Linked DNA regions of Homo sapiens: region 1 is linked to region 2. Evidence: chromatin loops called from intact Hi-C (ENCODE). Cell type or tissue: CD14-positive monocyte. All regions are shown on one strand. Each heading gives the region's core, and the rest is flanking DNA. Links, peaks and the distances in the headings are about the cores only. Region 1 overlaps LOC105377136 (a long non-coding RNA gene). Region 2 has its middle 43 kb from the start of LINC01548.

Region 1 (2,913 bases), core at 88-2,587, 210 kb after region 2:
ATACTATTGGAAGAGCTGCAGTGAAGGCTTCACGGCTCTCCCATGGAAGCTATAGTCCTTATTACCATTATTCTGGAAACATGATCAGGAAAATGACCAGTGATCTCAACGTTTGGAATGCGAACATTTCTCTCGCCTGACATCGAAGAATAAGCGAGGAAGGCTGGAGATCTAACTACTTCTTAAAAGGACCTGAAGGATGTTTAATCTGTCCTTCTGCTTGTAGATCCACCTTGATTCCCACTTCCATAGGTCTCTGGTGTCACCAGTTTATGAGCAACTGGGTTGACTTTAGCTTGCCCCACTGGCTGCTTATGGTTCCGCTTTCTCAGCCCTGTTGCATCAGTTACTGTATTAGTCCAGGTTCTCCAGAGGTCAGAACCAATAGGATGCATGTATATATAAAAGGGAGTTTATTAGGGAGAATTGGCTCACATGATTACAAGGCAAAGTCCCACAATAGGCCATCTGCAAGCTGGGGAAAGTGAGAAGCTGGTAGTGGCTCACTTCAAGTCCGAAAACCTCAAAGCCAGGGAAGCCAACATTGCAACCTTTAAGCCAAAGGCCTGAGAACCCTCAGGGAAACTGTTGATGCAAGTCCCAGAGTCCAAAGGCCAAAGAACCTGGAGTCTGATATCCAAGGGCAGGAGGAGCAGAAGCAAGTGTCTGGCATGGGAAGAAGAAGGAGGGCCAGAAGCTTCAGCAAGCCAGCTCATTGCACCTTCTCCTTCTGCGTCTGCTCTGCTCTAGCCTTGCTGGCAGCTGATTGGATGGTGCCCACCCACATAAAGGGTGGGTTTTCCTCTCCCAGCCCACCAACTTCAATGTCAATTTCCTCTGGCAATACCCTCACAGACACATCCAGAAACAATACCTTACCAGCCACCCTCAATCCCATCAAGTTGACACCTAATATTCACCATCACAGTTACCAAACTTACATTTGCTTTCCAAACTTTCAGATTTTATTGCTATTATCATTGCTTCTGTTCTCTTCATTCCGTAGGTTTATATGTCTTCCAAAATACCTCCCCTGTTGTTGCTTTAGTGGGGTTTCAGGAGGGACTGGAGGCTAACCCCTGCATTCAACTCGCCATCCTTGAGTGGAAATCCCCACTCATCTCCTCTCAATGGCCTTGGCTTTGGGACTCTTCCTTTCCTATCTTTATCATAAAAATGATCGCATAAACAAAACCAAAGCCAAAGACTTCTCCAGTGCCCATGACCATTTTATTAACTTTGCTTTAATGTGGGAAGAGAAATCTATTTCCTCATTTCTTCACTTGTTGTGGAGCATCTAACAGGAGCAATGAAGGGAAGAAGACTTCAGAGCAAATTCCAAAGAAGGACCGAAGCGATTCTTCCCAATCCTTGGAAAACAACCCTAGCCAGATAGATCTTGATAAGCCCAGTGAACAACCTCATGGTGCGTGCGCTGCCCCCTGGTGGGCAGGCTGGTGCTGCTTTTAGGGTTCTCAGCTCTCCAAGATGGTCCAGGGAAGACCAAACATTGCCAGAAGAGGAGAGATTTGAACTCAGACTAGAAGAGAAGAGGAGAAAAGACGTTCTATATCTAAAATTCTTTTTCATTTTTTACCTATCAGTGTGTCTATGCCAGCATCAATCAATACACCCACTGTGTGTGGCCTATGAAGATAGTGAGATGTTGGTCAAAGGGATATAGCATTACTGAAGGAACAGCTATTTCTCTGGCTTCTAGGATGTTGCTACCCTTGCACAGAAGGAAAGTGCCCTTTGTAAGGAAGAAGACATGTCATTCCACATAAATCGCACCACCAGTCATGTCATCTGCACTACCATTTTATTAACCATTTTACAGCTGCACTATCCAATATGGTGGCCACTAATCACATGTGACTATTTAAATTCCAATGGATTAAAATGAGGAATTCAGCTTCTCAGTCACTCTAGCCACATCTCAAGTGCTCAACAGCCATATGTGGCTACCACACTGGACAATGCAGGTAAAGAACATTCCTGTCATTCCAGCAAGTTCTACTGGACAGTGCTGCTCTAGAGCCCTTGAAGGTGCCTGGAAGTTTCTGTGATTCTCACAGACAGACTTAAGCACACCCTTATCTGTGTTCCTACAAGTCTCTGTTCCCACCTTGGCCACAACATTCATCACAGTCTGACTTGAAATGGAGTTAGTCAAATAATATGCCTGTCTCTTCTCTTTGACCATAAACTCACGAGGGCTGGGACCAAGAAACCATTATTTGCCATTATTCTTAGCAGAGCCTGGCAAAGAGAGGTCCTTGAAGAAATATTAGTTGAAGGAATGACTCGATTATAAACTCCCTGAGGGCAGGTCCAGAATATTCTGATTTTTGTATTCCCCACAGTTCCTCAAGCAAAGAGGGAACCTCAGTAAATATCTGTCGAGTGATGGCATGCTGTCACATCCATCAGCCTGAAGACAGACCTTAGAGTCACTGAGATAAAAAGCCAGATTGCTGTGGCCTCTGCACTCACCAAATGTCTCTTGCCTCTGCCCCTGCACATCTGTCTCCTCTGGCTTTGCACCCCCCAGCTTGCCTCCATGTAGCAGGTCTGATCACAGGTAGCTCCCATCCCACTGTCCACATACACCCAGACGCATGCAGGCCCCATGCTCATGCCTGCCTTTGTCGCTTGGACCTCCTCCTGCCCTTCCATCCTACTCACTCTGCAAGGTCGGCAGAAGCTCCGCCCTCTCCCTGCGTCTGCTCCACCCACTCAGGCCCAGCTGATTTCAGGGAATTGGCCTGGAGCCCTTACAAATCCCCAATGTCTCCCTTTTTTAAATTCTTCTTATAATTCTAGGTAACACACTATACTGTGTTCTTGAATTCTTCGTGACTATTTTCAGCCACTAGTTTTTCTTTTCAACCAGATGGCAAATTCCATGAG
Region 2 (2,913 bases), core at 276-2,775:
TTTCCAAGTGTCAGGCATGTTTTTATAACAGGGTAGAGTTGTCTCTTCTTTTCACATGGATGACCAGATGGTGCTCCCCGAGAGTCGAGAGCTGAGGTTATGTCCATACCTACTGGGGTAGCGGGAACAAGTTGCCTAGAAAAGCCACTGAGAGATCTCTATCTACCTGCAGACTCTGTGTATAGTGAAGACTCGGTATGTCCCCCAAAGTTGAAGAAAAGGCAATGGGTATATTCTGTGGGGTGCAATGTGTCTTACTGGGCAATAGCAACATGGATTATGAACAATAGCTCCCACCTCACCCAGGACACTCGACTCACTGCCATGGGGATTCTACATTTGTTTGGAGAAGTAGAGGTGCAGCTGGAAGAAGAGGAAGTGGGAGCATTATAAAGAGGGTTATAAAAGGTTTTTTGAGCAAGGCAGAGGAAATGAGACTTGATGGAGCAGGCACGGAAAGTCATTGCTGATTCCTGAATAGGGTTCAATATATTGACAATGGCATTGAAAGGGATTAAGAAGCCTGACCCTGAGCAGTCTGCTAGGCTAACCCTTATTTTCCAAGGGAGAGGGGGTGGGCATTGTCAAATTCTCTTGATTAAACAAGTTGATTCAGAATGAATGAATTAACGCATTTTGGTTGTTGTGAGAATTAAATGAATGAACACATGGAAAATCAGCACAGTGCTGAGAACAATACATGTTAGACACAAAAACACATGGGAAGCCCCCAAACTAGAGCTGGGCATATAAGAAGCCACTTCCCAAACGTGCCGAAAAACTCTACCCAACCCAAAACCCAAGCATCTAAAGATACGGCATTGGCCACTTTCTCCACCATCACTAGTGCTGTGGCCTCTTTATTTGCAATGGTGCTTTCTCTCCAAGGAATTCCAAGGTTCTTACAAACTTTAAATTACCCAGGGGAAATGAATCCTCACAAGCAAGAAAGCAAAATAAAGTGCCTCAACCAAAATAAACTCCCTCCACCTCTCTGTCTCCCTCTGCGCCCACCTCCTCACCTAAAATAACCCAGGTCAACTCTGCTCGCCTGCTCTGTCGTCGCCCGTGCCAGCCTTGGCTTCACTCCTGTCATCAGCTGACCCAAGATGATTGCTAATGAACCCTGTGCCCTCTCATCAGCAGGGTTTCTTTGGAGAAGTCCAGAAAGGTGCTTGAAAAAGGCCAGTGCCTCTTTGTTATTTTAATGACCGCTCTGTGACTTCAACCACTTAGAATCCAAATCCATCCTGTTTGCAGGGAACAGGATTCTCCTGTCGCAATGTCTGATCTTGATGAAGGCTTCTCGAAGCTTTGGATCTGCTAAGATCACACACAGTATTGGTGGTTATTGGTTTCTTGGGAGAAGCAGCTCCCCTGATGATAAAACTCCCACAGAGAGACCTGACTTCGCCAAGACCAAGTTCAAGACAGAGGGATGGCCGTGAGACTTGAGCTGGGATTGCAACAGCTGCTCTCGATAGTGTGTTCAAAATTCTATAACTGGAGATGGATGATACAGATATGTCCATTTCCAGGTTGCCAGCGGTTATCTGAGACACCCCAGTACCCTCTGGGTTTGCAACCCTCTGGCCAGTAAGGGGCGCTGTTGATTGAGGGACTGTGGCTGGAAGCTACGAGGGGGAAAAGAAGTGACCAGCAGATGTGGTCTGTGTTCCTGGTTCCTTAGAGACTTCCCTCTTTGGAGGACGATCTGATTAGAGCTGGAAAACTCAAACAAGCGGCTTCAACCCCAGCAGCCTCACTCTGCTATGTACTCTCGGAACAGAAACCGATCCCCACGGCAGTCTTTTCTCCGGACTGTGCAGAGGGCTCCAGGCCACCACAAGAGGCATCACTGTGATTGGTCCAGGCTGCAAACTGCTGCGTGCTTGTCCCATTTTCCTTCACTATTTCGTGTTTATTTATCTCTGACAACGATCGTGGCTGCATCTGATCCTTTCTTGCGGCCACTGTCACTACTCCCCCATACTGAAATCTACCAGGCACTTGGTTTGATAGACTACTAAAATAGTTAACGAAAGTCCTCAAATTTTGTGTGTTGGGGAGGCAGGAGACAGAAAAAATAGAGAAAGAAAATAATCTGAAGATATTGCATTCCATATTTATCCTGCGTGTCATGGGACCTATATTTGTAATTGCGTAATGTATACATATATATATATATATATAAAACATATATCCAAAAAAAAAAAAAAACCAAAAAACAAAAAAAACCTCTCCCAGGCCCCATTTTGCTGGAGTTTTAAAGACAAAGTGCCTCTGTGCTGAGACAGGAGCTGGGAGGCACTGTGCCCAAAGGCAGGAGGTTCATTCCTGTGTCGAGCTCTTCCCCTGCAAGCGAGGCCTGTGTTCGTGGGAGGGCACTTAGAGACACCCTCAAGAAAGGGCTATAGAAGTGCAAATTATTAATAGACATTATTCCAGTGATGCTCACTTAAAACCTCATTGGCAGCAGATGAAACAGTGGAGGCCTCTTGCCATTTGCTCGGATTTCTCCTGCTGTTCTCCCTCGAACGAGGACTGCAGCAAACATGAGATGTTTGAAAACTCAGCATATCTGCATTTTTTCTGGTTTTATGGGTCAAGGGAGGGAACGCTGGTTTTGAGGGAAAGGTGCATTTTCTTGAGTTGGCGGTGAACAAGTTAAATGAATACTGTCCCCCCTTCTTTTTTTGAGGTTATATTTAAAGATAAAAGTGTCCCTATTAACATGCAGATTTGGATATCCATTTGCAAAGAACAGAGTTATTTCAGATGCTGTATGGGAATCCTTTTTGTGCTTGTATCTTTGGGGGCGGAAAGTCCAGCTGCCTCTTCTAAGATTGCCCATAACTCTTCAGATGTCAACAAATCATTGAAAGGTGTCAGAATGGGGGAAATGAAAGATAA

What was found. Peaks named below come from ENCODE experiments on the same cell type or tissue, not always from the same donor. Only the 100,000 strongest peaks of a DNase experiment are listed, where the experiment ranks them.
Region 1: it touches region 2 in a loop (4-fold over the local background); 13 of 110 quality-filtered maps call a loop at or near these places.

Annotation. Positions count from the first base shown.
Region 1 is chr21:32,920,396-32,923,308 of GRCh38, reverse strand. The region is part of intron 4 of LOC105377136 (a long non-coding RNA gene); the gene reads right to left. Among named protein-coding and RNA genes, the nearest start is that of LINC01690, 37 kb to the left of the region's middle. In CD14-positive monocyte, for the core only: CTCF peaks have their summits at 1,270 and 1,478 (motif pointing left); a DNase peak (open chromatin) is centred at 1,438.
Region 2 is chr21:33,126,196-33,129,108 of GRCh38, reverse strand. No RefSeq gene overlaps it. Among named protein-coding and RNA genes, the nearest start is that of LINC01548, 43 kb to the left of the region's middle. In CD14-positive monocyte, for the core only: CTCF peaks have their summits at 1,397 and 1,599 (motif pointing right); a DNase peak (open chromatin) is centred at 1,628; H3K4me3 peaks cover 676 bases; H3K27ac peaks cover 325 bases; H3K27me3 peaks cover 1,113 bases.